4 separate regions of the Mus musculus genome follow, and regions 1, 2 and 3 are each linked to region 4. A link is a loop called in an ENCODE intact Hi-C map of the cell type or tissue named here. Cell type or tissue: heart. All regions are shown on one strand. Region 1 overlaps Ebf2 (early B cell factor 2). Region 2 overlaps Ebf2 (early B cell factor 2). Region 3 overlaps Gm30806 (a long non-coding RNA gene). Region 4 has its middle 54 kb from the start of Gm24981.

Region 1 (8,000 bases), 250 kb before region 4:
GCCTGCTTTTGTGGCTATGCAGTAGGTATAGCATCATTGCGCTTGGCCTTTTGAGCACGTGTGGCATTATCTTGTCTATAGCATATGAGACATGGTTATGTCATGACAGAATCTGAGAACATACAAAGTTAGACTTTCCTGTTTGAAGGGAGTCAGGAATGAAGCTTCAAAGGGAGTTATTTTACATGAGGCATAGTTCTGTGTGATGACAGCTGTTACTCATGTGCATCTCCTTGGTGTGCACAGCTGTACATGGTTTTTCCTGAGTCTTCTGTGATGGGTGACTGACAAGGCTTGGTATTAGAAAATTTAAAGAAAGAATTAGATCTTAGATTTTAAAATTGGAGGTACACTGAACAGTCTCTTCCATAAACCCCGAGAGGCAGGACAGTGCCTGGGATCCTCAAATATGAGCTCAGAGTCCTGGAGTCTGAAAAGGATGCCCAATAGTTGTCTTCCCTGTGATTTTGTGGTGCATCTGCCTCAACCATTAGGCATTAGCTTTGACCTCTGTTGTACAATAGTTTGAAATTCAATTTCTATTCAAGATGGGTCAAGGCAAGTTTAAGCCATCTGAGAATGTCATCGTGTTCTTAAACAATGCAGAATATCCCAATATCCCAGAGATTGGGAAGGAGAAGGCATATTTCCTTGAATACCATGTAATAAGCTTTGATCTTATTTGGACTCATGTCTAGATGTTTCTAGAATCATTTGAGACCCTGGAGTAAAAGCACATTCTGAGTAGTTTGGTTGTGTGCTTCACAAGGTCAAGACCTTTGCTGCTGTGTGTGACCTTTGGTGGCATCCAGAACACACTTAATCAACGAGACAAGAAACAGAACCAGCAGAGGTTTTCAAAGTCAAGGGTGTTTTCCTTGGTGACCATCTTTGGCCTAATGTTTTCTTCTTGGGTATAGTGTACCTTCATGGGAGGGTACCAGATTCCTCCTTCCTCATTACCCTGTTCATTTATTTATTCTCCTCCCCCCCTTAAGTAGATGGCCTTCTAGAGAGAGAAAATTTGCTTTATTGAGATGTAATTTACCTATTATGATGCTGACCCTTTGAAATTTTTTTTTTAAAGTATTTGCTGGTGATGATGGAGCCATCACCACTGTGTAAGGAACAGAGAGCACCAGATGGCGCTGGTTGCCAGAGAGAACCAGGTTCCAATTTTATGTCCACACTGATCCCTGATAGTTTCCTCAAATACCTGGGGCCTTCCTTTCTGTGACTCATGAGATGATTCTTCTCGGAGAGAATTGTTTTGAGACTTAAAATGATGCCCTGTATACCAAGTACAATATAGTATCTCTTTCTCTATGGCCTCACTTTTTTTGGGTATCAATTACCCATGATCAGTTGTGGCCCCAAAAATATGAAATGGAAAATTCCAGACACGGACAACTCATGGATTTTAAATTTCTCTACATCACAGTGGACTTTAATGACTGTTTTATTTCTTTTCTTTTGTTATCAGTATTTTCTTACCTCAAAGCGGCTCTTTCTGGAAGGCTCTCACTTCTGCCCTTTATTTAATTTTCCCTATCATAGAACATGGATATTGCAATGAACACCAGATTAATCCAGTTAAACATTTCCTTAAACAGTCAGAGAAACTAAGGCCCAGGAAAGGCGGGAGGGGTCTAGTCACAAGGTCAAGGCTAGCTCAATTCTAGCACGTATTTGTTAGAGTGGAGCAAAGCCTTCTGGGACAGGGCACTGCCCCAGTGATCTAGGAATCCGGCTGGAATGCCAGGCTCTGGAGTCCACTCATTGACCCCACATCTCCTAACCTCTTTCTGCAAAAGCAAGGCTACCCTTGCTGTTGTTTGGGTTCACTAGTTAGGAATGTAGTCAGAAGGCTGGCAAACTGCAGCATGCTAAGTGCTTATAATATTCATGAAGTCACTGTTGTTTAGAAAAAGTGGAAACCACTCCCATTCTGAGGAGAATCAGCACATTTGGTCTGAATCTTGGAATTTGTGGGGGGGGGTTCTGTTTCTGAATAGAGAGGGCTGACATTCTCCAGGCACCTCTGGTTTTGGAGGGATCAAGACTCAGGGGATTCTGAGAGAATCTGTTCCTTGCAAGTTACTCTGTGGCTAATGAATGATATGGATCATGAAGAGTTTTGCACCAAGCGATTGGGAAAAGGGTGTGTGTGTGCATGTGTGTGTATCTGTATGTGTGCACATGTGGTCTATGTGTGTGTGTGTGTGAGAGAGAGAGAGAGAGAGAGAGAGAGTGAGAGAGAGAATGTGGTATGTGTGTGTGTGCATCTCTGTGTGTATACATGTGGTATGTGCGCGCGCACGCATGTGTATGTGTGTTTATGTATGACAGAAGTCATCAGTAAAATATTGAGAGAAGATTTGACCATGTTTGTAAGCCTTAGAATTTCTTTTAATTAATTTTTAAATTCACATATAAAAACATCCACAGCAGCACTTCCAGTGTTATCCATTTAGCAGTTATATATTTAATAATGTAACATTTCCCCATCCCCCCACTCCTCTCTTCCACTGCTTCTTTCTCCCCCTTTGTGAGCCAAATGCTACATCCTTGGTATGCAGGGGTCTGCTATATAGGTTACAAACAGCCCTCAGACAAGCAAGAGAATCAAAATTGGGTGTTTTCCGTCCGAAGAACTGTTTAGGGTTCTAATTTAAAATGAATAAAGCCTTTCACCAGGCAGAGTGTTTCCCTAAATCAACTGGATTTTATGTAAACATTTATCTCTTTCACACTTTTCCACCTACCACACCGTCCCCGTAGTAATGGCTCGGTGAACATTAATGCTTTCACCAGATCTTATTTTGGAACAGGAGTGGGGGAGGAGAGGGAAGTGCGCACGGGGCACGCAGAACACATTTTCTGGAGCCCAGTTGTTGAAAAGGCAAAACTTCAAAAACCAAGGAGCAAATGAGAAGATGCACTCAACCTGGCTTTGACATGGGGAAAAATGTAAATGACCTCTGGCAGGTGTGTGTGTTGGGGAGCAGATATGGTGTGGGGTAGCTGTGGGCGTCTTGTTTGGAAAGAGGCTCCAGCGAGCAAGGCAAGACCATAGTAGATCCTCGGAAGCAGCTCTGAGGGTTTGTGAGTGCTCATGGCTGGTGACTATAAGGGATGCATTTCTCCACCCAGAACAAAAATGCTTGCTTTCAGTCTCGACTTAAACAAAAGCCTGCCTCCCTCCTAAGCCCACCCAAGTGAGCCCAAGCAGACATCCCCTGCACTCCTGAAAGCTGGGGCAGGTTATAAGCGGTCCATCCTGTGCACAGCAATGAACTGATTTCTTTGCGTGGTCCTTCTGGAGAATTTTGATCAACACCCCCTCACCGCCATGACACAGAAAGTCATGTCTGACCTCCCACATACCCCATACAAGATAGCCCTAGAGACAAGCCCAAACCAGATGTTAAATAATGGAAAAAATTTAACCGTCATTTCCAAATTTGAATCCAACCTTATTCATAGATAGGGTTGGGAGTGTGTTGCCCAGTGTTTTTAGCAGAGATTAAGAGATCAACTCTCCCCCTCGGTCTGTTACCTTACTGGCATCTTCTCATTGGCTTTGTGTGTGTGTGTGAAACATACAGTTAATTGGAGTGCTTTCAAATTCTTTTGTGTGGTTGTTTTTTTTTTTTTTAAGCAAAAAACAAAACAACAAAACAGGCAGAAGGTCATGTCAAGAGCCTCTCACCAACCCGTGCTTTTAAAACAGAATTTTCTTAAGACTGGTTCATTTCTACTTATTTTTATTGGTAAATCCTGGGGAAAATGTATATCTTTTCCTTTAAAGTTCTAATTCAAGGCGTAGATGCGAGAGTTCTGAAGGGACCTTGGGACTGCGGTAAAATTTCGTTGTCATAGTAACAGAAAGGGAAATAGGCCTAGCTCACCTGGGACTTCAGCACTGCAAAAGCTGGATTTTTTTTTTAAAGGACTCTGCAAGTGAAATAAATGAAAAACTTATTTATTTTGAAACAAAAAAATTTTAAAATAGGAATGAAGCAAATTCCTGCAAAGGTTCCTTTTGCCATATTTCTTGATTGGTGCAACTGTGTGGCTCGAGCGAGATGCCCAGTTTTGCAATGACACAGATCATTTAATGGAATATGGGCTTCAAAAAAGAAAAATCATGTCTTACAAACAATAACCACAGATTGTGATTTGAGTTAGTCTGGATCGTCTCTGGAGGGACTGAGGGGCCGTTTCCTATTTGCTATTAATCATGAATGCCTGGGGTATCCTGGCCCGGTGGACTTGAGCTTTAGATAATTATATAGTATTTTATTATTTCTGCACATGTCGTGGGAAACTCTGAGACCACCTTTAGGTGTGAGCATAAAGGTATTGTGTGGCCAACCAAAGGTACAGACACGAGGAATGTCATAGGTTCTGAGCCTTGTCCTGTCATTTTTAACCCAGAGTGATACTTTCTGTCCAGCAGGGGCCACTGCTGTATTCAGAGGCCTCTTTTGCAGACTGAAGGTGGGTGGGTGTGCGGACCAGAGCCCAGATTGGGAACCGCTTAACAACCCCCCACCGTGATGGAGCAAGGGGGCTCTGAGCTTGCCATCGAAAACATTCAAATTTGCAAATTACAGAGGGTCAGCAATGTTCCTCTCCCAGGCATGGCTGGTTGAAATTCCCCAGACCTGAAACACAATCACCTATTTTTTTTTTCCTCCTCAAATCAAATCTAATAGAACACAGATAGAGTCTCTCGTTTAAAAATGTTTACTGGAAAAAAAAAAAAACTAACACATTGCTTTCTCTTCACAGATTCTTTTTAAAATTTTTCCTGAAGTGCAATCAGAATTGTTTGAAAACAGCGGGAAACCCAAGGGACATGAGGCGGTTCCAGGTAAGGGGCCCTGAGGATCACACCTATTAAATAAGTCACCCTGTTCTCTCTCTCTCTCTCTCTCTCTCTCTCTCCCTCCCTCCCTCCCTCCCTCCCTCCCTCCCTCCCCCAATCCATCCCTCCTTGATAGCGTTAAGGATACAAAAGATAACATGGTAACCTCCCTCTACCAGGATGGAGGCTTTTTTTTTCATTTTGTAGTGTTTAGGGTTTTTTGCCTCTCCTGGCAGAGCCTCATGGGAGAGGCACCAGCCCGGGCCAGAGATTTGATTTCCAGCCCTCAGGCTGCCCCTCGCGCTCACAGCTGCCCGCAGCAGGGGCCATGTTCTTGCTACTCAGCCACCTTGGGATTTTTCAAAGCTGCTTCTCTATGTGTTTTCTGCAAGCCACAGCCCTGTCCTTCTTTTTCCACCGGTTAACTATTCGGTGATCTCTCAGCCTGTTGGAAAGTAGCAACCCAAGCAGCCATGGTCACTTTAAGAATGCAGCATGACAACAAGACCCTGGGGATGGTGACCCAGCTGCCTGACAGTGAAATCTGCCTCCGATTTCATCACCTCTGCCACTGATCGGGTTGAGGAGACAGCTAATAAACAGAGCTGGAGCAGAGTGTTTGGTTAGAGTTGGGAGCAAGTGCAGCTGCTTGGCTCCCTTTCTGACGATCAGAAGGACTGTATTTAACTCAACTCATGGCTCTTCTGCCATCCTTGCCTGCCATACATGTGGAGCTCTCTAGAGTTCCCTATAGAGAATCCGAATGTATTAAAGCATGGCGCCGGAGCACGTGACTCAATGGGGTGGAAAAAAAAAAACAAAAACCCAGAGCTGGCTAGACTAGTGCCTCAAGAGAGAGAAGGTTCTAGATGATGCGGAAACTTGACCCTGCTCCAAGAAAGAAGGTATTATAACCAGGAGGACTGGTCACAGACCCTCCCGAGATTGTGGGTGCGCAAGCGCCAAAGCTTCTGGGTTTGTGTTTTGTGATAGCCTTGAAATGGGCAATTGTGTGATATCTGTTTACTTCATGCTGGACCCCAGCAGTTATGACCATTCCCGCCTGTACTTGGGAGAGTGTCTATGGTGAAGCCAAATGTCAAAAGGGTGTTGGAGTACAGAAATGCTGAAGAACTAACAGGAGCCCTTGGTGTGGCTCAGGGAGAGAGTGTTTGCTTGGCGAGGGGAGTTCTGGGTTCAACCCCTCAGTACTGAGAAGAGAAGAAAGTAAATAAAAGAGAAGGGAACAGAGGGAGGGATAAGAGAAGTCAAACAAAAAGAAAAAGTCCTGAGGAGTGCTGGGTACTCAGTAGGCCAGGGCAAATGCATCTAAAAGCGTCCATCCTGCAGTCACCGCGCTGCAAACCGCAGCATGGGTATCCAGTTATTGTGCCATGACCAACACATTTTATTTATTTATTATGCTTACCCTATCTATCTATCTATCTATCTATCTATCTATCTATCTATCTATCTATCTCTGGTTTTTTGAGACTGTTTCTCTATGTTGCTTTGGCTGTCCTTGAACTTGCTCTGTAGACCAGGCTGGCTTCAAACTCAGAGATCTGCCTACCTCTGCCTCACCGAGGACTGGTATTAAATCTGCACTACCACTGCCTGGCCCAACACACACACACACACACACACACACACACACACACACACACACACAGTTGTCATGATAATATTTAATGCTGTCTGCTTCTCTCCACTTCTCACTCTGACTTCTCTGCTGAGTCATAGGAAGACAAGCAGAAATGCAGTCCGACTTCTTGGGGATCTGCAGAAAGGCCCCAGCTCTGGAAATTTACCATACCCAGGGTTCCAAATGTTACTACAAAGTTAAATAAATTTTTTTTTCTAAAGAAAAGTGCATAGTAACAGAGTCTCATATTGCCACCAGGAGTAAATATTTGCTACACTGCTGGAAGAAACACAGGCTAGAGAAACAGAAGCAGGCAGCTTCGATCCTCAGGCTATCTTATGCTGCTGCACCGGGCAGCGTTTTTCATTTGAAGAGCCTCTAAGAACTGGGATGTGCATGTACTGGACCCTTCTGATTTTTCACTGCCACCCCCAATTTAGAAATGTCCTGAGCTGGGCATGGTGGCACCCACCTTTAATCCCAGCACTAGAGAGGCAGAGGCAGGCGGATTTCTGAGTTCGAGGCCAGCCTGGTCTACAAAGTGAGTTCCAGGACAGCCAGGGCTACAGGGCTATACAGAGAAACTCTGTCTCGAAAAACAAAAAGAAAAAAGAAAAAGAAAAAAAGCAAAAGAAAAGAAATGTCCTCCTGAGGCAAACACACGCCAGTGTTGCTTGTTTCTGCAGGTCTTTGCTATGTGAGCGTTACTCTGCTAATGTGCTTTTCTGGCTTAGAGTTAACAGTGCTGACTTCAGAGCCACCAGAGCTCCTCAGCCTTTCAGGGTGTGGTTTAGCTTCCTCATTCATGGATGAACAGAAAAGCTCTCAAGTTTCAGGACCCTGTTATCTCCAGGGCGGACATAACCACACTTGTCCATTTTATTTCACATTCTAAATTTACATTATAAGGTGATGTTCACGTACAACACACATCTCCATCGTGAGTACATTAGTGAGTGAGTGCCGGTGACTTTAACACATTGGCAGCGTTGTGTGACTATCACTTCTGATTCCAGAACATTCTTTACACCTTGCGAATTACTCTGGGCTCCCCACTTTCCGTTTCTTTTCAGTTACCTGAAATCACTGATCTGCTCTTTGGCCTTTATGAGCTTATTCCATATAAATCTACAGAAGTCATAAAAATCAAATCTCTCAATATCTCAGGGGTCTGTCACGTAGCATAGTGTTTTCAAGGTTGGTAAGGTTCTTTTTTATAGCTGAATACTATTCCACTGTCTGTGTAGATCTCATTTTGCTTACCCATTATGTTGTTAACTAATATTTGTGTTTTATGCCTTTAAAGTTTCTGTGATATTGAGTTGTTTTTGGAACATATGTTTCAGTTCTCTTGGGGACAGAGCTAGGAGTAGCATTTCTGGATCACAGGGTAGGTCTATCTTTAACTTTTTGAGAAACTGCCAAATTCTTTTTCACAGTGGCTGCACCAGTTTGGATTCCTAGCAGTCATGTGTGAAGACA
Region 2 (8,000 bases), 350 kb before region 4:
AGAAAAATGAAATACAGGTATCTTGTACATGCACACTGTGACTGCAGTGGTACAAGCGAGCCGGACATCTCATTAGTTACTGTGTGTTTACCATGTAACAGGGACAGTATGTTATGCTGTGATATACTAGCCCTGTGTCTTTTGGGTCTTTGTTTCAAGATCACTTCAGTGTTGTACCTACTAATCCAGCACTTTCCAATCCTCTTCCTGACTTAATGATTTCAACACTTGAAAGTTTATTTTTTTAATTGTGTATGAATGTGTCTGTATGGTATGTGGGTATATGCGTGTGCATACAGTGCCCTCAGAGGCCGGAGGCAGTGAATCGTCAGGAGGTTCTAAGTCACCAGAGATGGGTATGGGAACTGAATTTAGGTCCTCTGGAAGAAAAGTAGTGCTTTTAACCAATGAATCTTCTCTCTGGTCTTTCTAGCTTTTTGTTTTGTTTTGTTTTGTTTTGTTTTGTTTTGAGACAAGGTTCTACTGTACAGGTCTGTCTGGCCCGGAACTCAATATATAGATTAGGCTGGCCTCAAACTTACAAAGGTTCTACATCCTGAGTGTCTGCCTCAGACTTTAAAATATCAACAACTAATATGCTTACTATTTTACTAACTTACCCATTGTCTGTTTTCTCTCCCTGACTCTTACTACTACTAAGCTATGGGGTGGGGCACAGATAGCAACACAGTAACTTTGGCTTAGCCTTGACATCTTGAACAGTGGTTCTCAACCTGTGGGTCTCGACCCCCCCCAAAGAAAACACAAATATTTACATTATGATTTCTATAACAGTAGCAAATTTACTGTTATGAAGTAGCAATGAAAATAATTTTTATGCTTGGTCACCACAGCATGAGGAACTGTAGTAAAAACTCACAGCTTTAGGAAGGTTGAGAACCGCTGAGGCAGGATAATGTCTTTCCCACAGCGTAGGTATCAGTGGTCACTTGCACAATGAGTAAATGACAGAGCGCCAGTACCATGGAGCGCTGTTTCTCTGCAAAGGCTGGAGACACGCACACACGCACACACACACACACACACACACACACACACACACACACACACACAGAGCCTACTGTAGTGAGGAGGCAAGGGTGTCTCCTCTCATCTGTCGCGTCAGCAGCAGCAGCACTTGCCAGGAATCTGGAAAGCACCCCAAATGTGGAAAATATCCCAAAGGCATAGTGCACACAGGGACATAGGTCAGGAAGAGGGAGGGTAGCTATGTCCATTGGTAGAAATGTCACAGCCTTGTCTTCTGACTTTTGGAGCATGCTTCATCTTCATCTTGGTAGAGTTCAACTGGGAATGGAAACATAGTAGGAAAAGGGGGCTTGTGTCATATGAGATGCCCAGAGAGAATGTGTGGTGAGGAGAGGAGAGGGGGAGGGGGAGGGGGAAGGGAGAAGGGGGAGGGGGAGAGGGAGGAGGGGGAGGAGAGGGAGAGGGAGGAGGAGGAGGAGGGAAGGGGAGAGAGGGAGAGAGAGAAAGAGGAAGAGGGAGAGGAAGAAGAGATGGAGAGAATGGGGAGAGGGAGGAGGAGAGGGAGAGAGGGAGACAGACAGACAGACAGACAGACAGACAGACAGACAGACAGAATAAGCAGAATAAGTACCAAACATCTTGCTGTTTTGGGAACAGTTTTATGTAGCTCAGGCTAGCCTCAGTACTCACTATGTAGCCAAGGATGACCTTGAACTTTTCTAATTCTCCTGTCTCTACTTCTTGAGTATTGACATTGCCAGCAAACCCCAGCATACCTGGTTTATGCGCTGTTGGGGACAGAGGGACAGAGGGCTCCATACAAACTAAGCTAGCACTCTGCCAGCTGGGCCACATCCCCAGCCTCCAGACTTTCAATTTAAGGTTAGGGAAAGTTCCTTAGCTGATTTTCAGTTGGTTACCTTTGGCTACATTTTTCTTTGTATTGCTTTAAATCTCATTTTATTTTACATTAAAATATACTTACTGTAATATTCCTAGTAAAATCGATGTCAACATTAGCACTCATATTTATGTCTGTCGAAAATGGGGCAGCCTTCCTTGGAAAGGAAGTTTGGGGAGTCTACCTATGGCTTCTCTTCCTTCCACACCAACCCCTGCCCCACATTTAATTTCAAGTACAAAATTAAAGCTCCAATCCTTTAACTAGTATCAGTGACCCAGGACCTCTCACATGTTTGCAAAGATGTGGACGAAGTAGAAAAATAAACAGGAACGAGTTCCCTGCTCAGCCCTGGAGTCTGGCTTGCTAAGGTGAGGAAGTTGCTATCCTTGCTTGCCCTGTTCCTGAGGTTGTAGCTCCCTGGGGTTCGGTTCCCTTTGCATAGTTCCCACAGTAAGGTGAGAGAGAGTAGCCCCCGAGGACCGGGCTTTGAGATGACCCTTGTCCAGCCATGTGTTTATCATTGTTGTAAAAAAAAAAAAAAACCAAAACCAAAACTAAAAAACAAACAAATTTTGGGCTACCTACATGTCCCAGATAGAGGATAACATAGAACTTCAAGAAAGAAAGGAAAAAAAAGGCAAAACCAAATATCCAAACTCTAAACAAGTGTTCTTCCTTCTTGAAAGTTGCTACCTTGCTGAGAGGAGCCTACTATGGCAGGACACAAACTGAGCTTGGTTCTGCCAGGAGTCCTTTGAGCCAATGGTAGCTGTTCCATGAGTTCTCATGTTTCCGTTCCTTAAAGACTTGCTGGGAGGCTGAGCCTTGTGTTAGTGGCCATCTCTGCCTTAGGCATTGCTGCATGTGACATCAATCAAAGGAGTATCAGATCATTTGTTTATTTACTACCTATTTATTCGCTTTCACCAGTGTTTACTTATTAATAGTTATTATTGCCAATGTTCAAGAATTCAAATGGTGAGAAGTGATCTGAAGAGATTATTTATGAAAAATGTTAGTATAGATAAGGGCAGCATTTAAAGTCTGTCTATATTTCCTTCCTTCCTTCCTTCCTTCCTTCCTTCCTTCCTTCCTTCCTTCCTTCCTTCCTTCCTTCCTTCCTTCCTTCCGTGTGAACTCACATGAATGAGCTCACATGAATACATATACAAGACACACAGAAAACAAGGCTGACAGACAATTGTATGCACGAACTGGTAGGCATGGGGAAGTTTCTTGAATAGACAGGTAAAGAGCTGCTCACTGATGCCTACTTGAGCCCACAACTGGATGTTTCTGAAATCTCCGCCGGCATCAGAGAACAGTGCTGTGCCCTCGGATCCAGAGAAGGCATTCCAAGATGTCATAAATAAATAAATAGCATTTGCCGTTGTTTATAAATCAATTAATTTGTAAGTTGAAAGGTCATGCAAAATATTTAGAGCTCTCAGAGGCAGCTCTCACACTCCACCTCCTCGGCCCCCAGCAGCAGCTGTCAGAATCCTGTACCCCTCTCCTGCACTCAGTCCCACATCGCTGGGTATTTTCTGCTGGGAACGGGTGACCGCTTGATTAGTCGCTACTGGGTTTTGTTCAAGGGAGGGCTCTGCATGGTTGCTTTTTAACACCTTCTCCTCTAAGCAGGAGGCCAGCACAGGGTGCTAAATTCCTGTCTGTGGCTGTCTGCGAAATAAATCTGTGTTGTGCCGTTCCAAGCTGTCAGCAGTGGTTCGCCCTGATGGGCCCCTGAAAGAAGTTTCCTTTTGGTCTGTGAAACAGTGAGCAGCCACTAGGGAGCTGTCTTTAGCTCAGATTTCAGAGTTAGCTCATTAGACCAATAACAGTGGGCAACTCTCTTAAACACAGTCACAAAGTTATATTTGAAGAAGTGGGAAACTCACCGCAGCCATACAGTGCCAATATTTGCTTTCTCTTCCCCAACAGCCTCCATTGGCGACAGGAGGGCCTCATGACCTCAGGCTCCTTTTTCTTCTGGGTTTCCCCACTTTTTTTTCCTCCCTGATGTCCAGCCTATCTCTTAGACACGTTTATTTGTAAAAATAAAGTCTCTTCCCATCCTGGCTGGGCAGTATCTCTGATCCATTTTCTCCATTTCTCCTTAATGGGAGTCTCAGCCAACAGTCTCTGTAGCCGAGGGCGTCCAGTGAGACAATTATTCCATGTTCTGGCTTCTCTCCTTGTTCTTCAAACACATGTTTTCCCCCTTGGCTTAGGAAGTCAGCAGCGTCTACAGCTATTTATGTGAGATTCATGAACTCAGTAACTACATTTCTGAGCGAGGTGTTTCCCTGTAAACTAGTTTGGTTTTCTCCTCCGTACTTAACTTGTTTAGCCCATGGACTTTCAAACGTTTTGGACTGTCTACTCCCTTCTACCCTAGCTGTTCATTATTGGCATCATCACTAGATTGTACATGATACCCCATGGATATTATGTTTGTGAAGAATCTCGGAAACTTTCATTTAGGGGGCAGTGAGCCTCTTACAGATTACCAGAGTTGGCAGAGACAGCACCTAGGAGTATCTATATCCAGGAAGCCAGTGTTTTGCACTGCTTGCTCCTGTTCCAGTGATACCCCTCATTGACAAAATTATTTCTGTGTTTAATGCTTCAAAATAAAAAAATTTAAACTCACACACACACACACACGTTTCTGGCTGATGGATACTAAGTACGTGTTTGCTTTATGACTTGGGCGGTTATCTATCACTGTGACATGTGATCTGATTTGCGTCTGGTAATGCTAGTTTTATGGTTCCGAATAGACGTGCCTGAAGAACTCCCTGGTGCTCTCTCTTACGGCACACTGAATCCGTTCATACTTGGCTTCGGCTGGAAGGTGATTCTGTGCTTTGTGGAAAAGCAGCAACAACCACCGCAACAAAACCCCACAAATCGGGGAAATCATGCTGAGCCGCTGTGAAGAGCTCAAGGATCAGAAGAGAAAGAGCAAAATGCCTTTTCCTTCTTTCATGACAAATTCCAACTCCCACTTCATGCGCCCCCCCCACCCCCCCTTTGCTTTCACTCATGGATAACTTAAAAATGGCTCAACTTGAAATTTTCCATGTGTCCAGGCAAAGCCCTGGGGAGTTCTGAGGATATGTAGGCAGGAAGCACTTCAGAGTATGTAAGCAATCCAAAAAACGTTTTCAGTTTTTAAGCATGTTATATTAAAAACAAAACAAAACAAAGCAAAACAAAAACGCACAAGCATTTTGGCGTAAAAGCTTTGGATCTACAACTTCATCTATACTCTGTTATTGTTTTTTATTTTATTTTTTTCACTTTTAATTGATTTTGGGAAGTTGAGAAACTGGACCAAAGCTAGCTAGATTATACTAGAGGTGGTCAATAAACTCTGCATTTCCACACAGAGTAGCTCCCGCCCTCGTTCCGTTTTAGTTTCTGGGAAAACAAATGTCCCAGGATAAGACGAACACAGATGATAAAATGCTGATTTAATATTGATGTTAACATTTCCAATACTTAGGGAAAAATAGCAAGTCTCAAGTTATCTCCAGATTATGCTTTCTTGATTTTTATATAAAATGCTTGTTTATGAATTCATTTATTTGACTGTGTTGCTGGATGGCATGTCGGATGCTGGGCTGTACGCCTCCTGAGGTCTTCGGTGACCTCTGTTCTATCTGACAGTGGCTCCAGCAGACTGGCTTGTTGCTCTCGATCAGCCGTGGGACATACATTTAATGGCTATGGAACTCAACCTTTCCAGATCCTTCTCAGGTGACACATTCACTGTGGTAAAGGTAGAGTTGGCTTTGCAGTATTGCCTGCCGCTCAGATACAGAAAGGGAAGAGGGTAGACGTGGAATCTAGCAACCAGAGGGAGAAAGCCCACGCATGGCCACGCTAGGGCCCTCGTGATTTTCCACAAAGTTCTTGAGCTTATAAACTAGGAGAGGAGAGTGTGTTGTAAATACTACTTGGTAAAAATAGACTCACCCCCGGGTGTCACTTCAGTCCATCTTGTATGCTATTGGTGAAAGCTAATATTGACCTCAAAGATCTCCCAGGCCCTGCTGGTCATGATGATTACATTGGAATTGGGGACAGAGTGTCCCAAGTGCATTCAAATATTAGCCTCTGTGAACAGCCCAAATGTAGGACGTTTGAAACTGTTTCACGTGGAAACTATGCGGCCATATCTTTCTTTGCAGAGAGAACTGCTGAGATATCTGGTAAGACTATATGTGGTTGTGTGGTTGTGTGTGTATGTGTGTGTGTGTGTGTACACACACACACACACACACACACACATACACACACACATATACAGACCTGAGATGTCTATTTTTCATGTTATACAAGGCTGGGCTTGAGTGTTGTCAGAACCTTCTTTCTCCACGGTATGTGTGTGTGCGTATGTACTTGCAAAGCTACAAGAATATGGGAAAGTGATTTTTTTTTTTTTTTTTAGGGATCTGAGATGTGAATGAGATCCAGGGTCTCAGTGCAGTCCTAGTATCCAGCCCAGCTCCCACTCAGTGGCTTCATAGTGTGTTGTCCTGCTGTGTCTTAGGCTTTTCTGGAGTCCCAGGCTCATTTCCTTCTGAATTTGTACTTCTGTTTTGCTTGATTCAGTTGTCGTCCATCTCTTGACACACCTGCTTTGAGTTTATAAACATTTAAAACTTTCTATACGTGAGCTCTGGATCAGAGAGTTTGCAACAGACAGCTCCAAGGAAGTGGAGAGCAAACCATATCCAATGGGATAGGGCCACTGAGGGAAGCAAATGATATCTCTGGTTTCCCATAGGAGCTGATAGGGAAGTGAGTCACATAGGAATGGATAGGGAAGTGAGTCCTTTTTCTGAGCGGAGTCTATAAGAGGCCACAAGGCCCTGGACTTCCTTCAAGGTCACGTGGTGAGTCAAAGCAGAAGACTAGAAACAGCCTGGTGACTTCTCTACTCGTCCTGCCCTGCTCCGTTTGCTCCAATAACACATCAGGACCGAGGCACTGGAGGTGTGGCTCAGCTGAGAGGATACTTACCCAGCATGTGCAGAGCCTTGGCTTCCATCCCCAACAGCAAATAAAACCGAGTGCTAGTGCACACCTGGAAGTTCAAGGTTACTCTACATAGTGAGATCAAGGTCAGCTTGGGCTATGTGAGACTCTATTTCAAAACTAAAACAAACAATAAAATGGAATATTAAGACTTGCGGGAGAAGTGTCTAGATCATAGGCAGGAAAAGGCCACAGATCTCTCTGCTATTGCATACCTGGTGGGGATTATTTTTTTAAGGCAGTTGGTGCCTTTGTGGTATGGTACGTTCTGGAACCTGCTTTTCCATCCCGTCTCAGGAGGGAACAAGTACCTCCTTTAGGATCTCCTTTCATGTTCAGGTGGAGGGACAAGAACATTCTGATGGTAGCAACATCAGATTGGACAGAGAGAAATGCACAGCAAATAGTCTTGTGTTCTTCCCTCTGCAATGCCGTGACCCTCCAAAGGGAATAGAAGTGACTGGTTCTGAGGAGCCATGATGCAAAGATTAGAATGCCCCCAATCTCTTAGACCAGGGGCAGCAGGGACTTGGCGGTATGCCCTGTTCCACAAATGCCAACACCAGCCTTGCTAGTGGGCTTCTGGGTTTTGTGCTTAAAGAATGCCTGCTGAGTACTGCTGCAAGGAGATGGGATCACAGAAAAGGGATGGATTAACCACAAAGTGTAGCCCATAGGGATAGGATACACTTTTATTCAGTTACTTAGAAGAGCCACTGGAAACCATGTCTACAACCCTAGGATGCAGGAGGCCTCGGCAGGAGGGTCATATTTTGAGGCCAGCCTGGACTACTTAGTGAGAACCTGTCTCAATCGAGTGTCACCAAACCATACTAAATTAGAACAATAAAACCTGTCTCTAAGCATGGAAACTATTTGGTAAAAAAGAAAATTATACACAATGTTAATTTCGACAGGTTTGGGTGTCCTTTATCCAACTGCATGGGGCCTAGGAATCCTTCATATTTCAGCGTATTTTAGATCTTGGGATATTTGTGTAGAATGTACTCAGTTGAGTGTTGCTGTTCTGAAAACCTACATTGGGAGATGCTTT
Region 3 (8,000 bases), 410 kb before region 4:
ATGTTTATTGAGTATCTGCTTTGTTTCCAGCTCTGTGGAAAGTCCTGGCTTGCCGGGAGCCATGGTCTCAGCCATGTCCTTGTGGATATTTTCTAGCTTACATAAACAATCCTGAAAGGACATTCCTGGTCATAACAGTAAGAATGTTTATGGGAAAAGAGGACACTGTGACCGTTGGTTCTAGAAGCTGAAGATTGCCACCTGACCTTCAGAGAGTCCCTGGGCTCTTCCCCCCTCCCTTGGAGCCTCCTCTTGCTTATGCTTATATTGCCACTCCAGAATAAAGTTTTCAGAGCTTGATCAGTATGATTGACTTGCTCTCATTCTTCGTGTCTCTTATCTTCTTCTTCTTCTTCTCCTTCTTCTTCTTCTTCCTCTTCTTCTTCTTCTTCTTCTTCTTCTTCTTCTTCTTCTTCTTCTTCTTCTTCTTCTTCTTCTTCTCCTCCTCCTCCTCCTCCTCCTCCCCCTCCCCCTCCCCCTCCCCCTCCTTCTCTTCTCCTTCTCCTTCTCCTTCTCCTTCTCCTTCTCCTCCTCCTCCTCCTCCTCCTCCTCCTCTTCCTCCTTCTCCTTTCTCTCTCTCTCTCTCTCTCTCTCTCTCTCTCTCTCTCCCCTGCCCTGGGTCCCCGCAGATTGTCCCTGCAGGCCCGGGGAACTGGCTGACACTGAAGTAATGGTGACCAGCTCACAGGAAAATACAGATTAACCAATAATTGAAAGTTTTTGGATAATTTCTCTCAAAACATGAGGTCTACAGAAGGAAAGCACTAAAATTAGAAAAGGTTATTGGGTTTCTTGAAACTGTAGACTACATCTATTGATTTTCCTATGTTCAGCACATAGCCCAGTGCCCAGCACCTGGCAAGCATCCCAGAGACTTAGGAAATGAAATGTAGTCAACAAATTTCTGGGTGTGAACATCTTGGAAGACACACCATCTCACCCTGGCCTTTTTTTTAGCGACTACGTTTATTATTCCTCTTAGGAAGAAGGCTAAGAACTGAAGTGTACATTTGAGCACATTTTTCAAGAGAGATATTCCATAACTTTTTTTAAAAAATGATTTATTCTCATTATGTTTAGTGTGTGCTCAGGCAGGTGCACAAGTCACTGTGCACATGAGTGCAATGCTCATGGTGGCCAGAGGGGGGCAGGCAGGGGAATCCCCTGAAAATGGGAACTTTCTACAAAGGTGGTTGTGAGCCACAGGGAACAGGTCGTGTTCTGTTCTCTCCAAGGACAGTTACCCACTTTTAACTGTGGAGTCATCTCTCCAGTTGAGAGGATATGGCTTTTAAATGAAACTCTCAGAAGGCTCTAGAACCAGTTCCCTCACCCTGAAAAAAAGAATTCTGTCTTTATTATGGATACACTTCTGTGAGAAATGCTTGATTCGAAAAACAACAAAAAAACAAAAACAAAAAAATCCCTTTATTCAACTACTCCTTGAGTTGTGAACATCAGAAAAATGGGAACACATTCTTTTATATTGAGAGGTGCCATTTGTTCTTCTCAGAAGCTAAAGGATGTGTTGTCTCTCTTCTCAAGAGCTCAAGGGGTCATGGGTACCAAAGGAACCTCAGCTGGGGTGGGGAAGCTTGCAGTAAAGTCTTCCACCATGATTGACAGCTGGCAGCATCACCTGTCTTCAAGTGTTCAGTCTGCTGCTAGCAGAAGGCTGTGGAGGCTCCCTCTGGGGTGAGAACTGTCCCCGACAGTGGCCAGTTTCTGTATGAACTCTGGGAAAGAGTGTTCTAATAGGTTTGTCCATGAAAGGCCTAGACTGAGGAAATGGATAGATCCCACCATCCCAGCCTATTGGCAGGTATGGAGGTCTGAATGAAAATGGCCCCCAGAGGCTCACATGCTTGAATATTTGGTTTCCAGTTGGTGGAACTCTTTGGGAGTGGCCAGGGGTGTGGCCCTGTCAGAGGACTCGTGTGACTGGAGGACGGGCTTTAAGGTTTCAGGTTTGTCTATACCTCCTGCTTGTGGCTCAGGTGTAAGCTCTGAGCTGTCCCTGCCAGCATTCCTACTTGCCACCATAATGGTCTAACTTTCTGGAACTATAATCCTAGTTAAACGCTTTCTTTTTAAGCCCAACTAAATGCTTTCTTTTATAAGTTGCCTTGGTCATGGTGTCTTATCACAGCTGTAGAAAAGTAACTAATAAAGGATGTGGCAGCAGTGACCTCAGTGAGATGCTTTGAGTGGCCGAGCCATCCTGGTCACACTATAATCCACACACCTCCCTCTTTCTCTCCCTTCTCCTTCTCTCCCTCTGTCTCACTGTCCCTCTCCCAGTGTCCCCCCTCTCTCACAGACACACATGCAGAATCACACACACACACACACACAGAGTCACATACACACAGAGAGCACACATAGATACATACTCAGATATGCACACATACATACATGGCCACATAACACACACATATTCAGAAATGCACAGAGACATACACACACTCAGACATGTACACACACAAACACACACACACACACACACACACACACACACACGCATACATACACAGGAATATATAGATACACAGGACACACACAACATGCACACAGACAAGAAGACATACACAGAGACACACATGAACACACACTGATGCACACACACCCATGCACATACACAAGGAGACATACAAATAGACACGTACAAACACGCATCGGTACACACACCGATACAAATGCACAGCAGCGTCTCACACAAAAAAATGAGCACAGTCAAAATCTGACTTGGAGCTCATAACTGACGTTTTAAGGAGAGAAAATGCTAAAGTCCGCACTTTGTGCCTGCGGTGTCAAAATTATGAAAAGAAACAAACTAGGCATTTCCTGCTCTAGTCAGCTGTTGCCTGTGGGCATCTGCGGGAGAAACTTGGATCAGGCCATCTTGCGGTCAGGTAGAGTTCTGCAGTCTTAGCACCGGGAGTTATGGAAATATCCACTAGATGGCACCCCAGTCCAGGCAAATGGTCCCCAGTCTGGCAATGAGCGAGTTCTGTACGCGTGCCAATAACTATCCTGAAGGCAAATTAACACAAGGCCTATTGACTCTCCACCTAGATCCTTCGGTTGCTAAGAGGATCAGTGTGTTCTCTCAGCCACCCCAGAGCTAGTGCTCTCCCTTTCCAAAGCAGGCGGTGAAAACATATGTGTCCCTGCATTGATATAACAGAACTGTATCCCTAAAAGATGTGCCAGCTCGCTAATGACATCACGCACTCAGGGAAGCGGGTTTTGAACCACGGGCAAGGATTCCTGCCACATCAGTGGGGAGAGATAAGTGCGTCTTAGGATAAGAACAGAGACAGTCCAGCTGCTAAATGGCTGCTGGGGCTCGGTCTGTGTCTGAGCCTCTAATGCCTGGCCCTCAGCACCTCCCAGTCCATCCCTGCCAAGCTGTTCTTCCAGCCACACAGGACTTCACGGCATTCAGCCTGTACCAAGGGCACTGGATTTGCCCTCCCTCCAATTCCTTTACAGTAAACGTTGCATTAATTTTAGGCTTAGAGCTGCAGTTCTCAACCTTCCTAAAGCTGGGATGACAACTCTTTAACACAGTTCCTCATGTTGTGGTGACCCTACATAAAATTATTTTGTTGTTACCTCATAACAGTAATTTTGCTAGTCTTATGAATCATAATGTAAGTATCTGTGTTGTCCTGGTCTGAGGTGACCCCTGGGAAAGAGTTGTTCGGGGTTTCCCAGGGGTCGCGACCCACAGATTGAAAAACTAAGCTAAAGAACAAACACCCTAGAGGGCTCTCTTGTCTGCAAGCCTCACAGAGCCGGGTTCCTACTTTTATTATCATCTCATCCTTGGACACTGGGAAACACTAAAAAATGTGTTGAGGTAGTACTCTGGACACAGAGGCTTCTGTGCTGACTGAAGACCAGACAGAGATCCATCCCTGAGTCTCACACTGTGGCAAGAGAGCTGTCCTCTGACTTCTGCATACTTCCTGGGGTGTGTCTGTGCTGCCACACACATGCACAATAAGATAAATAAATTCATGACAACAACAACAGTAACAATAACAACAATGAAACCCAACCCCCCGCGGGGCAGGCCAGACATGGGCAAGCCCAGTCCCAAGGCCAGGCAGGGGCTGCCCCAAATGCATTGGTTTCGCATTTGCTCCAGACTGTCTGAAGAACCTCCTGGCTTTTACAATTTCAGTGAACGGGTCTGCTCATTCACTATATTGGACATTATAAGCGATGGTCATACAATAGTTAGCACCATCTTTCAGAAGAGGACCAGTGGAGGTAAGATATCTCCTCCTGCCCTCCTTCATCCTGCTCTTCTTCCTCTTCCTCTTTTCATCCTTATAATTTTGGAGGTTACGTTCTTCCTCTAGGCCGTAGAGTCTGTGGCCTAGGCCAGCTTTGAATTCATGATCCTCCTGCCTCAGCATCCTGAGTTCAACTCTTGGGAAGTCCTTGTTACTCACACTAGCCATGTGCTCTGTGTAACTTTACCCAAGCTGTTCTCTGTGTGAGCCCTTAAGGAAGGGCCTCCTCCATTCTCCTGCCCGCCCACTTCCTGAGGGCACACTCAAACTCAGTTTCCTCTGAGCTTTGCTTGCTAGGAAACTTTTTTCTACCCACTCTCCCACACCCTAGAGTGGAAGGCGTCTTTCTTCCAGAAGTGGTCTCACTTGTTTGACTTCCTAAGACTGCATTTCAGCTTGTTTCTTGCTTGATCAAAGGCTTTCATCTCTTCTTCATTATCAGAAGAGCAGACTGAGACCGCTAAATCACGGATTTTAAGTCAGAAGGACACCTTAGAATTTTTGTCTCATTGAAACTCAAATTATGGTGATTTCTAGTGTCAGATACAAGAACACATGGCTTGTTCTGGGATCTACCACTTGGGAAAGTGGTTTCATGAATGTCTTAATCAGTTTTCTGTTTCTGTAACAAAATACTCGAGGCTGGGTTCATCACAAAAAAAGAAGAGGTTTATAGTTCATTATTCAAGAGCTAGGGTACCTGGTCATCAGCTTTCTGCTGGGCTCTGGGGAGAACCTCATGGCAGGGCCATCATAATGACAGGAGTATAGAAGAGTCACATAGTTAGACAAAGAGCTAGAGAGGAGGGGGAGGAGGAGGAGGAGGGAGAAGAGAAGAGGACGAAGAAGAGAAAAAAGAGCCAGTTCTGTTCTTTTGATCACAGCTCTGCGAGAACAACATTAATTTCTTCTAAGGGCAAAACCCACAATCATCTAACCACTGTCCACTGTGGTCTACATCTGAAAGGTCTCCCTACCACCTTAGGGAGCAACTTTGTAGAGTGTGTGGGTGTGAGACATGCATGAGTGTGTGTGGGTGTTTGTGTGTGTGTCTGTGCATGTGTATATGTTAGATTGTGTTTGTTTATATGCATGCATGCGTGGGTGAATGTATGTGTATGTGCATGCATGTGTGGGTGAATGTGTGTATGTGTGTTTATGTGCGTGTATGTTTGTATATGTGCATGCATGGGTGAATGCGTATTTGTGTGTGTGTGTGTGTGTGTGTGTGTGTGTGTGTGTGTGTGTGTGTGTAGAAGCTACACTGAACTACAGCTGGATGACATTGAAGCGAGGGCAAGCTGAGGTGCATGGAAGGGTGACAATGGCAGTGTGGCTCTTTTGGAACTCGAGTAGGAAACCACAGAGGGAGTGGAAGGCTAAGAGGATTTGGTGGAGGAAACGGTGGTTTTTTGTCTGCCTGCTTCATCTTAGCAGAGGGAACAGAATCTCCAGAGGATGTGAAGGGAAGGAGGTGGCATCAGGGAAAGAGCAGTTGGGTGTGGGCAGGGAGCTGACAGCTCATGGTTGCAGGAGCAGTTCATGGTTGCACTGAGTGGGAAGCTGACCTTGGCAGACTGGATGTGGCCATCTTGCCAGAGTCTGGTGCAGGAAGCTGGGATACGAGGTTGGAGGGTACGAAGGCTCTGGGATAGGAAACAGGGTTCAGTTATCTCTGTGCAACAGGAGAAGAAGTTATTCCTAAGAGGTGGGACCAGGTGCCTCAGAGGAGCAGATGGGGTCTGGAAGAGTTTAGCAGCGGAAAGGAAATGGATGGAGGGACTGCCAGACAACAGCGTTCGCTCAGCTGCAGAGAGCTGAACTGGGGACAGACACAGACGGACACAGACAGCCGTGACAGTTCAACAGTGCAGAGAAGAGAAGAAAGAGATCAGTGTGAGCTTCTGGGCTTGGAAGCCATCGACGAAGAAGGGCAGGGAGAATAGGCAAGACGAGTGATGGGCACGAAAGCTACCAGGAGCAAGACAGAGCCTTCACAGAAGCAAACTGGGGACGTGCCCACAGCAGCCTCTATGGTGCCGTGGTTGGGTTCCGACGTTAACATAGGTCAGCATTCCTTGCCCCTAGGGCCAACATGGCGTGGTGATGATCTGATAGAGCTCAGCCGTGGACAGACACAAAGACGTTGGTGGTAAGGAGAAAGATGGAAGACACCAGAGGTGAGGGAGGAGCCAGGCCTGCAGAGCACAGGTGAGCTCCAGTTTGGAAGAATCTCAGAATTATTTTTGGGCGAGCGTGTAGTATCTGAGTTGGCCTGACATGCCCTGTAATGAAGCCAAAGAAAATAGTATTTTCTTTGTCTTTCTTTTCCTTTTCTTTTGAGATAGGCTGGACTCAAAATTGTAATGCTCTCTTGCCTCAACTTTTCTAGCACTGAGACAATAGTGCTAGAGACCCTGTTTTCCTTTATAAAAGTTGTATTTATCATTTATTTATGTGTGCATGTGTAAGGGTCTGAGTGTGTGTATCACATATGTGCCAGGACCTGCAGAACACAGAAGGGTTGGATCCCTTGGAACTGGAGTTACAGGCCATTTTGTAAGCTGTCTGATGTGGTTGCTGGGAACTGAACCCCAGCCTTCTGCAAAAGCAACAGGTGCTTCTAGTCTTTGAGTCATTTTTCCAGCACCAATCCACTGTTTTTCATTTCTCTCTGTCTCTGTCTTTGTCTTTGTTTCTGCTTTTATCTCTGTCTGTGTGGCATATGTATATGTATGTATATATATATATATATATATATATATATATATATATATATATATATATATATATATTTGTGTGTGCGTGTGTGTAGGCCAAAAATTAATATTGAGTGTCTTCCTCAGTTGTTCATCTTATTCTTTAAGACAAGGTCTCTCACTGAACCCAGAGCTTACCAATTTGGCTATACTGACTGACCGGGAGCTCCAGGGACTCTCCTGTCAGCACTGGGATAACAAACATAGGCGACTATACCTGCCCTTATACATGGATGCTAAGAACCTGAACTAAGGTTTCTCAGGCTTTTGTGACAGACACTCTAGCATCTGAACTGCATCTCCAAACCCTCTGCGTATTTTTCTTTGACGCAGAGGATCAAACCTAGGATCTCAGGCACGTTGGACAAGAACTCTGCCACTGAGCGAGACACCTGCCCCATGAATATAGTCCTTTAGGGCTCCTGTCATAGGAACAAATACCATCCTGGTGTGGTGTACAGAAGGTCATGTTGATCGTCTCTGTGCAGATGCTGAGAGAGATCAGTGGAATCGAGACAGGGAAGCATTTGTACAGAGTTGGCACTTGGCAGGTGCTCAGTAGACAACGATTTCCTTCTACCACATGTTTAGCATCAGGCTGGGACATGCCCATGCAATTACATGTACTCTGCTTTCCAGTTGGTAAGGGAAGGCAGTGGTCCAGCCCACAGAGAACCGGAGAGAGGCTGGGTTACATCCAATTCTACAGCTCTGTACAGCTGCCCTGGTGACATTTCAAGCTAGATAAGAGGGAGACCCAAGAGACAATAAACATTCATTCTAGAGAGGCCATTAAGGACTCAGAATATCAGAGAGTTGGCGAAGAGGTCCGATTTGAAGTCTACCTCAAAGTGGGGTGGAGATGGACAGAGAGACCTCTGCTGGTGGGAATAAAGCAAAGTGACAGATGGGGAGGCAGAAGAGTCTGGAGAGG
Region 4 (8,000 bases):
AGCAACTAGACAGAAAGATTTACTACGCAGCATTCATTTACTGCTTAATTCAAAGCACGGCCACGTCTGTCCCCTGAGCACTGGGCTAATTGGGACTTTACCATAGACAAGGCCCTGTGCTGTTTCTGTCAACATCTTGGGAGAACTAGCAGGACATAGAGATAAAGGATACAGCCTTACATCCAGCATCCGGGGAGCAGGGGTGAAGGGGCTGGGGGTGGAAAATGCTTCCTTTTCCAATCTGAGAAGGGGTTGAGGGAGAAGCCTGTGACAACAAGAATGGTGAAGGAAGTCACTTTCTCCCATCTTCCTTTAATTTACTGCCCTCAGACTTGTAACCCGCACTCAGGAATGGAATGCTGAGGTCTGTCTCTGGTTTCCACTCTGCCCCTGCCTTGCTGTGTAACTTTCAATTAAATACTTGCTTGATGTCTTCTTCATATTCTCTGGTAGTTTCAGTACCCAGATGATGGTGGACTCCTTGGAAGACAAATGTACCCTACTGTCAGCTAGCTATTATTTTATTTCTACCTTCTAAAGGGAGAGCTTAAATTGTTCATGGGAAATAAGCTGGCTTTCTTTTTCTTTTGGTTAAACTCAGTAATGAAGCACGGGCCGTAAGTGTTTTCAAGCTCCTTGGATATAGAGGTTATATAAATACAAAGCAATATTATTGAAATGAAACTTCTTCAGGGCGTTTGCCAAGGGACCTGGTGTTAGGAATATTTTACATGAGAAGATTAAATGAGGAAGTGTCTAATGAAGTCTTGCTGCCGGCAGCTCCATCAGGGCCCGTTCTCGGTCCCGCTGGGGAGCACAGTGATTTAGAAGAACAACCACAGAGTGGCTAGCTTGAAGAAGAGTCTAAGAACCATTTTACAGCCTGCCAATGTGGTTCTGAGGCTTTAGACACTCCCCAAACTCATTGCACTAAAAATGATCGAAAATGGAGCCCAAGAATCGGTCAGGATGAGGGTACCTTAAATGTATTCCAGTTAGAAAAACAGAAAACAACAACAACAACAACAAAAAAAAAAAACCTGACCCCTTCAGATCGTCTACCAGGTAAATCCCTCTAGCTTTGAGAAGCTGGAGCCCATCGTTTAAGAAAACATTCTTGGGCTGGGACTTTAGAGCTCGGCCCATGAAGTGCTTGCCTAGCATGCACAGGGGCCTGGGGTTGACCTCCAGTGCTGCAGTCACCAGGCATGGTAATGCACGTCTGCAATCCCAGTACCCTGGAAGCAAAAGCAAAAGGTTCAGAAGTTCAAGGTCATCATCCTCAACTATATAGTAAGTTAGCAGCCGGCCTGGATATATGAGACCCTGTCTCAAGGTGGGAGGGGGGAGATAAGGGGGAAGAGAAGGAAGAGAGGAAGAGAGGAAAAGGGGGGAAGAGGAGGAGGAGGAGGAGAGGAAGGGGAAGAAGAGGAAGAGGAAGAAGAAGAAGAAGAAGAAGAAGAAGAAGAAGAAGAAATAATAATAATAATAATAATAATAATAATAATCCTTGTAGTATGTTGCCTAGTTGCCTAGTCTCCTGAAGATACCTTACATGCACAAACTACAGGGAGAGGAGAGTAGTGAGCTGCGACCAGGATCAAAGTCAAGGGCTTGCTGCAGTCCTGGAAAGGTAGAAAGGAGTTCCAATTCTCCTACTCCATCCCTCTACCCTGGAATCTTCTCACACACTGCCATGGATGCAAAGGACATTATGACATGTCTCTGATGCTGAGCTATGGTGTTGCTTTATAAAGGGAGGCAGAGGATAATGACAATGCTAAAAGGTAAAAATAAATATTTACTAAAGCAGCTTATGGATACCTGAGCCTGTAAATTATGCAGAAACGATCGTTGAACTGTGTGAAATAGACACTAGGCTTAGAGTCTCGAGGCCTTTCTTTTTTTTTATTGGATATTTTCTTTATTTACATTTCAAATGTTATCCCCTTTCCTGGTATCCCTCTTTCCCAGAAACACCCTAACACATCCTCCCTCCCCTTGCTTCTATGAGGGTGTTCCTCCACCCACCCACCCACTTCCACCTCCCTGCCCTTGATTCCCCTATACTGGGGCATCTATATGCAAGTGTGACTCTGGTTAAGTCACCTTGCACTTTCTGAAATATCTGCACTTGGAGAGTCAGAAATGTGAGCCGAGCCCTCCTGACAGGGTAGTAGTTGCCTGGGTCAGACAGGCATAGTGATGCTTGGGACTGTGCCATGTCCTATACCGGCGTACAGTGTTATCTTTTCTGGGTACCGAAGCAAAAGCTCAAATCGCTCATTAGACAAACGAGAAGCCGAAAATGGGCTCAGAAACAGCTCGTGTCCCCAACGCTGCCATCCGGGAACTGTTTTCAAACGCAATAAATGAGTGTGGAATGGCTTTAAATATACAAGCAGTTTCTTATTTAATCCAAAGATAGCCCTGAATTCTGTCTTCTCTCCTGAGAAGTTCCCTCTCTTGTCTTTTCAATATGCTCTTGGCCCCGAAGTATCTTCTTTTGTTTGGCTTGTTATATAAGGTTATGTAAATACGAACTGATACTACTTGATTCAATTCAAAAGACATCCCCAGAGAAGTCCACTCCTCAGTTCTGACTTCTTTGGACCTCCCAGTTGTATCTTCTGAAGTCTCCCACTGCAGTATTCAGGGTCTTTGTCTTTCTTCCTCCTGGTTCTGCCAGGACTGCTTCCTAGGCCAGACAGGCTCTGCGCTGGCCTGGACCCCTCTGTAGAGCCTCGGGCCACAGGCGTGAACAGTCATCAGCTGATCCTGGGTGAAGTGGTTTTGGAATCCTGTACAGCCCTGCTCCAACTCTCAGCTAGGCAGAGACGAGAGGAGGTGTTTGGGGATTTCTAAGTCCTCAAAGAGACTTCCCGGGCTACATATCCATCAGCCACAAGGATTTCCTCTCAAGGGTCAGCCCAAGGACCTCTGAACTTACCAATGGTTATCATCTAGCTCTGCCCGTGCCCTGCACTCAACTAGGGATTGAGGGTACTCAAGCAGGGAGCCAAGCAGATGGCCCTGGACCTGAGGTTCTGGGCTTCTAGCCAGGGTGGGTGACCTTCATCGTGACTTTCTGTCATCTTCCAGCCCCACCCTTCTTTCTCCTCTTCTTTCTGGTCTCCTTGTTCCCCCGAGTTCTCTTTCCCCTTCTCTCCCTCATGCCAGGCAAGTTTGCAACAGGCTGCTCTTTGCACAGTGAACTCAAAGGGCACTCTTGGCTCTTCTGGTAGCATTATGGCTACGACAGAAGTCCCGTTTCCTGGTCTCTCTTCTTTGCTCCATATCTCCTCACCAATCGTTTGAACTTTTAAACAGTGTCAACTGCTGAGTCCTGGAGAGCACCAGCTTTCCCAGGCTATGGTGTTGAGTGGATATGGCAGGTTTCTTCTCCCATTGTGTGGAAAGCCACGTGAGCACCGCTGTTCCTCCCTTCCACTGCCCAGCCCCATCAACATCATGCTCTCCTCTGGTTGCTCAGACCAGTCAGTGACTTGCTCCGAGTGGGAGACTCAGCATGAAATCTGACCAAAGCCAAGTCTTACTGTTGCCTTCAATTTCATACCCAGCTAGTGCAGCTACTGAGGGTGGGGGTGGGGTATTTTCAAAGCAATACATATCATTAAAAGAAAGAAGAGGAAATTTGGCTTTGTGGTTTTCTTGGGAAACACAATACAGTGCTGTCATCCTTTGGTATCCACAGAAACTGATCCCTGGACACCCAAACACCCAAATCTGTTGATGCTGAAATTCCTCTATAAAATGGTGTAGCATCTGTGCATCACCTCTGTGCAACCTTCATGTAGAGTAACGCATCTCCAGATTATTTCTAACACCTACCAACACAATGGAAATGTTATGCAAGTAGCTATGGTCCCATGCTCTTTAGGCAAAGATGACAAGGTAAAAAAAAAATCTGTATGTGTTGAGCATATATACAGATTTTTTTTAATAGTCCCAATCTTCTGCTGGCTGGATATGAGGATGTGGAACCTATGAATTCAATGCACCAGTCATATGTGTCAAGCTCATTGTCCTGATAAATAAATTAAAAAAATACAAGCATGTTGAATATGAAACATAGGCTAACTTTGCAAAAGGAGAACTGAGGCAAGAATCAGTTCTTCTTGGGCAAAATTCTTAGTATTGTTCCACTAGAAAGATTCATTCCCCTTCAGCAAGAGGGAAAGATATTCCAACTACAGAGACCAAGGCATAGATAGCTCTCTGTTGCCATCCAGTGGGGCAGAGCTGTAAGTTAGCAAGATTCTTGGCTGAGCCGATCCAGTGCATAGAATCCCAATTTGCATAAAATCATGCTATCTCCTCCAAAGAATGAGTAAAGCTTCCAGAATGCACCACCTCCAGCCCTCCCACCTCCCTCATTAGCTGCTTTTGTTTGTCTTTGAGATAAAGGGATCTTGGCTGGCCTCTCCTTGTTGACTGAAAAATTCAGTGCTCAAAAAGAACAGCTTTTGTGGTACTTGGGCCAAACCTACAGTTCCCTAATTGGTTTAAAAGATGGGAAAACAGGGTGTGGAGAGAATAAATGTGAACCAGAGAAACAGAGAGAGAGTACACAGTGCTGGCGGGTAAGTGCCAAGTGGTAAATAAGTCCTTTTTATAGACTCATTTGGCCTCGGCTCTGCAAAGGCTTCCGTAATTGAGGGAGGAAGCAGACTTAAGGGCAGTCTTGAGTGACAGTCAATTCTTTCTAAGATCTGTGGCTGATTTGTAAAGAGATAACAGGGGCTCTCCTGTGTCCTTGAAGTCTAAGGGTTAGTTAACAGGAGGAAGCATTTAGATCCAATTATCCTGGAATTTTCCTTAAGAACACACTGGGCTTTCATTCAATGGGCTCGTGTCTGGGTTTCTTGCTCTGATCAACCCAAACAAGGCCAGTGGTCAGGTTGGTCACCAGTGGTCAGATGTCAATGACACAGACCACATGGCACTGTGGTGAGTCTAGGACACACTACAGGCAGCTTCAGACTGTGAAGCCCTGATGGGCTGATTGTATGGGAGTCCACAGGCATCCAGGTCAAGTATCTCTAAAACTGAGGTTTGCCTGCCCCGGAAAGTTAAATGGACTATCAGATGTCTCAGATGTCAAAACTGAACATATCAGAATGCCAATAAGCTAACCTGTGCTGTCTGGACATCTTGCAAACTCTGTCCTCTGTACAGCCCCTCGGGTAACACAGCATGTGTGTGTTCCTTCTGCGTGAACTGGCTGCTCTCTGACTCAGAAGAAAAGCCACAGCAAAACCTGGGAAGAGAAGCCACCCTCCACAAGCAAACAGACGCCCCCTCTCTCAGCACAAGCCCGAGTCCATTTGCAACAATCAGGAAAGCTATGACAAGAGTGGAGATTGCATTACATCTGCAACCACAATCGTATATATTACACATCTTGGGTGCTTTCTTATTTCACTTATCACTTAGTGATAAAGATGACTAACAGATATTAAAGTTATTAGTTTGTAATTCATCTTCATTGTTTTTTAACTCAACTTTTTCTCTTTTGGGCTCTGCATCAGTGTATTTGAGGAGTATCCAGAGATTGCATGATGAGCTATTTATTTTAAATCATTACCATTTGCAAATGCTTATCTGTAGAAATCAGAATGTGCTCAGTTCTCTTCTGCTAGGGCAAAACATAAAACTGGGTGAGGTGGTGCACTCGTCTAATCCCGGGGCTTGGGAGGGGAGGATCAGGGGTTGGAAGTCATCCTCCACTCCAAAGCAGGTTCAAGGCCAGCCTAGGTTACACAGGTCCCTGTTTCAAAAACTGAAAGACGGTCCTACACTAATAAATCCAGAATAAATATCATATATTTATCATATATAATGATAGTGATGTCATATATAAGATATTGATATTGTATCATCTATATATGATATTATATATATGGTTACTATTATCATATCATGGTATTTATAGTATATATAATATATCACATACTATGTGATATATTACATATTGTATTATATATATCATATATATGATATATATGATATAATATACATGTATATATAATATTATAACCATAAATGTTTAACACTGGATTTTAAAAAACATAATAGTGGTCTTCTATTGACTAAAAAGGCAAATGAGCATAATTTTTGTAGGTTATCATGGACTAAAATATGTCTCTCCAAAGCTTGAGCTCTCAGTAACTCATAACCTAATTACATTGAGTGAGAAAAGGTGGGCTAAAATTGAAAAAAGGCTGGAGGAACCTGGTCCCACTTGAGTGGTATCCTTCTTAAAAAAACCATGAGGACACAGACATGATGGCCACATGAAGACCAGGAAGGGAAGGTGACCACCTACAAGCCAAATCCTAAGGCCGCCAAAGAAAACAGCCCCGCTGGCAGCAGCCTGGTATCAGACTCACAGCCTCCAGAACACACGAACACAAACATCATCAGTGGAAGACGCCCAGCGTGTGGTGTTTGGTTATTACATCCTGAGAAACTGAATCCAGAGTCCAGATCAGTTAGATCTGAAATTTCCCACCGTACCACATCCTGCCTTCCCAGCCTTAGCTTTCTGTTGTATTTTGATTTTAGTAGCTTATCAAGATATTAATTCACACAGCACAAAATTTGCTTGCTGTGGGCGTATAGTTTAATGATTTCAGTATATCTGCAGAGCATTGTACAATCCTGACCACAATACCACCTAATCTTGAAGTGGACACTTAAGGCCTCCAGGCCTCAGCTTGTCGTCTATGAAATGGGGCTGATACCTTCCACGTGCATTTGTTTAGATGGTTGAAGGATGTAGCAGAAGTCACATGTGTCTGTGTCTTTCTTTCTTTATCATTCTTCGGGCTCGGAGTCCTTTGAGGCTAATGCTAAGTCTCAAATCTTTAATGAATGTAATGATTGGCTCTCCAGTCAAGGCTCCAGTCTTTGCAAAACTTGACATACACACCCACCCCTGCACCACCCCCACCCCATGGCCCCTTCCTTCCTACTTTCTGCTCCATTCCTGAGGTTTCAGCTTCGGCTTTGGATCCCCACCTGACGTTTTTCCTACGTAGCAGATGGCTGGCATGATCCAGCTTCCTAGCATGCTTGTCCTATGTAATCCCCACCCTCTTGAATGTGCTGGCTGCACCTAGTGACTCCCTTCTAATACATGGAATCCAGGAGAAGTGACCAGATGCCATTGCTGAGATTAGGTGACAGGAGACCAGTGGCTTTCCTGCTCACTTATTCGCTCTGAGGGAAGCCAGCTGCCACATTAGGTCCTGTCCTCAAGAGAGCCAAGCAGCAAGGCTTCTCAACAGCAGCAGCTTGGGTGAGCTTGGTCACAGGAACCTCCCCAGTGGACCACAGACATACACCTCAATTGGAGCCAGCTTGAGACTCAAGCCAGAGGCCACAGTTAAGCTATCTGTGGACTGTTGAGTCCTAGACTGTGAGTCACGGGCTGCTGAGTAGAGATTTGTTACACAGCAATAGATAACCTGCACCTACCCCACAGTCTAGAATAAAAAGAACTGAAGCCAGACTGGCCAGTCCTTGCACAGTTCAGAGCCCAGCACCTTGTCAATGGTCGAGAAACTCCCCAAACCTAGCCTGTGAGAATTTCCTACCATTTTTGTCTCCTTAGAAGGGCTTACTACCTTCCAGACCCTGGAATTCAGTTCAGGCTACATCATGACCTCAGCTCTTTGAAGGCCCAGATGAGTCACGATTCTGGGGATGACCCCAATTTTGCACAGCATTACCATAAAGGCAGTGTTCTCTTATGGGTTTCTGACTCTTAAATGGAAATGAAACTTTGGACTAGGTTTGTACTCTCCTCTGTGTGTGTGTGTGTGTGTGTGTGTGTGTGTGTGTGTGTGTGTGTACATTCATGGGGGTATAACTCTGCATTTGAGTGAGTGCAGCCAGATTTTGACATTGTGTATCTTCCTCAGTGTGTGTGTGTGTGTGTACACTTGTGGGTGTGTAGCTCTGTATTTGAGTGC

The links. Hi-C counts contacts between places; a loop is a spot of excess contacts. Peaks named below come from ENCODE experiments on the same cell type or tissue, not always from the same donor. Only the 100,000 strongest peaks of a DNase experiment are listed, where the experiment ranks them.
Region 1: a loop joins it to region 4, with 2.8 times the contacts of the local background. A loop is called at or near these places in 13 of 42 quality-filtered maps.
Region 2: a loop joins it to region 4, with 2.3 times the contacts of the local background. A loop is called at or near these places in 2 of 42 quality-filtered maps.
Region 3: it touches region 4 in a loop (7-fold over the local background); 19 of 42 quality-filtered maps call a loop at or near these places.

Annotation. Positions count from the first base shown.
Region 1 is chr14:67,366,896-67,374,895 of GRCm38, forward strand. Ebf2 (early B cell factor 2) reads left to right here. Exons shown (of 16, transcript NM_001360202.1): 7 at 4,798-4,879. The region is part of intron 3 of 4930438E09Rik (RIKEN cDNA 4930438E09 gene); the gene reads right to left. Among named protein-coding and RNA genes, the nearest start is that of 4930438E09Rik, 27 kb to the right of the region's middle. In heart, CTCF peaks have their summits at 1,132 (motif pointing right) and 4,453 (motif pointing right); a DNase peak (open chromatin) is centred at 5,406; H3K4me3 peaks cover 865 bases; H3K27ac peaks cover 567 bases.
Region 2 is chr14:67,268,744-67,276,743 of GRCm38, forward strand. The region is part of intron 6 of Ebf2 (early B cell factor 2); the gene reads left to right. Among named protein-coding and RNA genes, the nearest start is that of Gm52149, 7.9 kb to the left of the region's middle. In heart, a CTCF peak has its summit at 3,680; DNase peaks (open chromatin) are centred at 3,578, 5,958 and 6,788; H3K4me3 peaks cover 881 bases; H3K27ac peaks cover 1,860 bases.
Region 3 is chr14:67,208,959-67,216,958 of GRCm38, forward strand. Gm30806 (a long non-coding RNA gene) reads left to right here. Exons shown (of 4, transcript XR_001781308.1): 4 at 31-145. Among named protein-coding and RNA genes, the nearest start is that of Gm30806, 11 kb to the left of the region's middle. In heart, a CTCF peak has its summit at 1,147 (motif pointing right); a DNase peak (open chromatin) is centred at 3,083; H3K27me3 peaks cover 458 bases.
Region 4 is chr14:67,616,727-67,624,726 of GRCm38, forward strand. No RefSeq gene overlaps it. Among named protein-coding and RNA genes, the nearest start is that of Gm24981, 54 kb to the left of the region's middle. In heart, a CTCF peak has its summit at 4,255; DNase peaks (open chromatin) are centred at 4,405, 4,935, 6,385 and 7,315.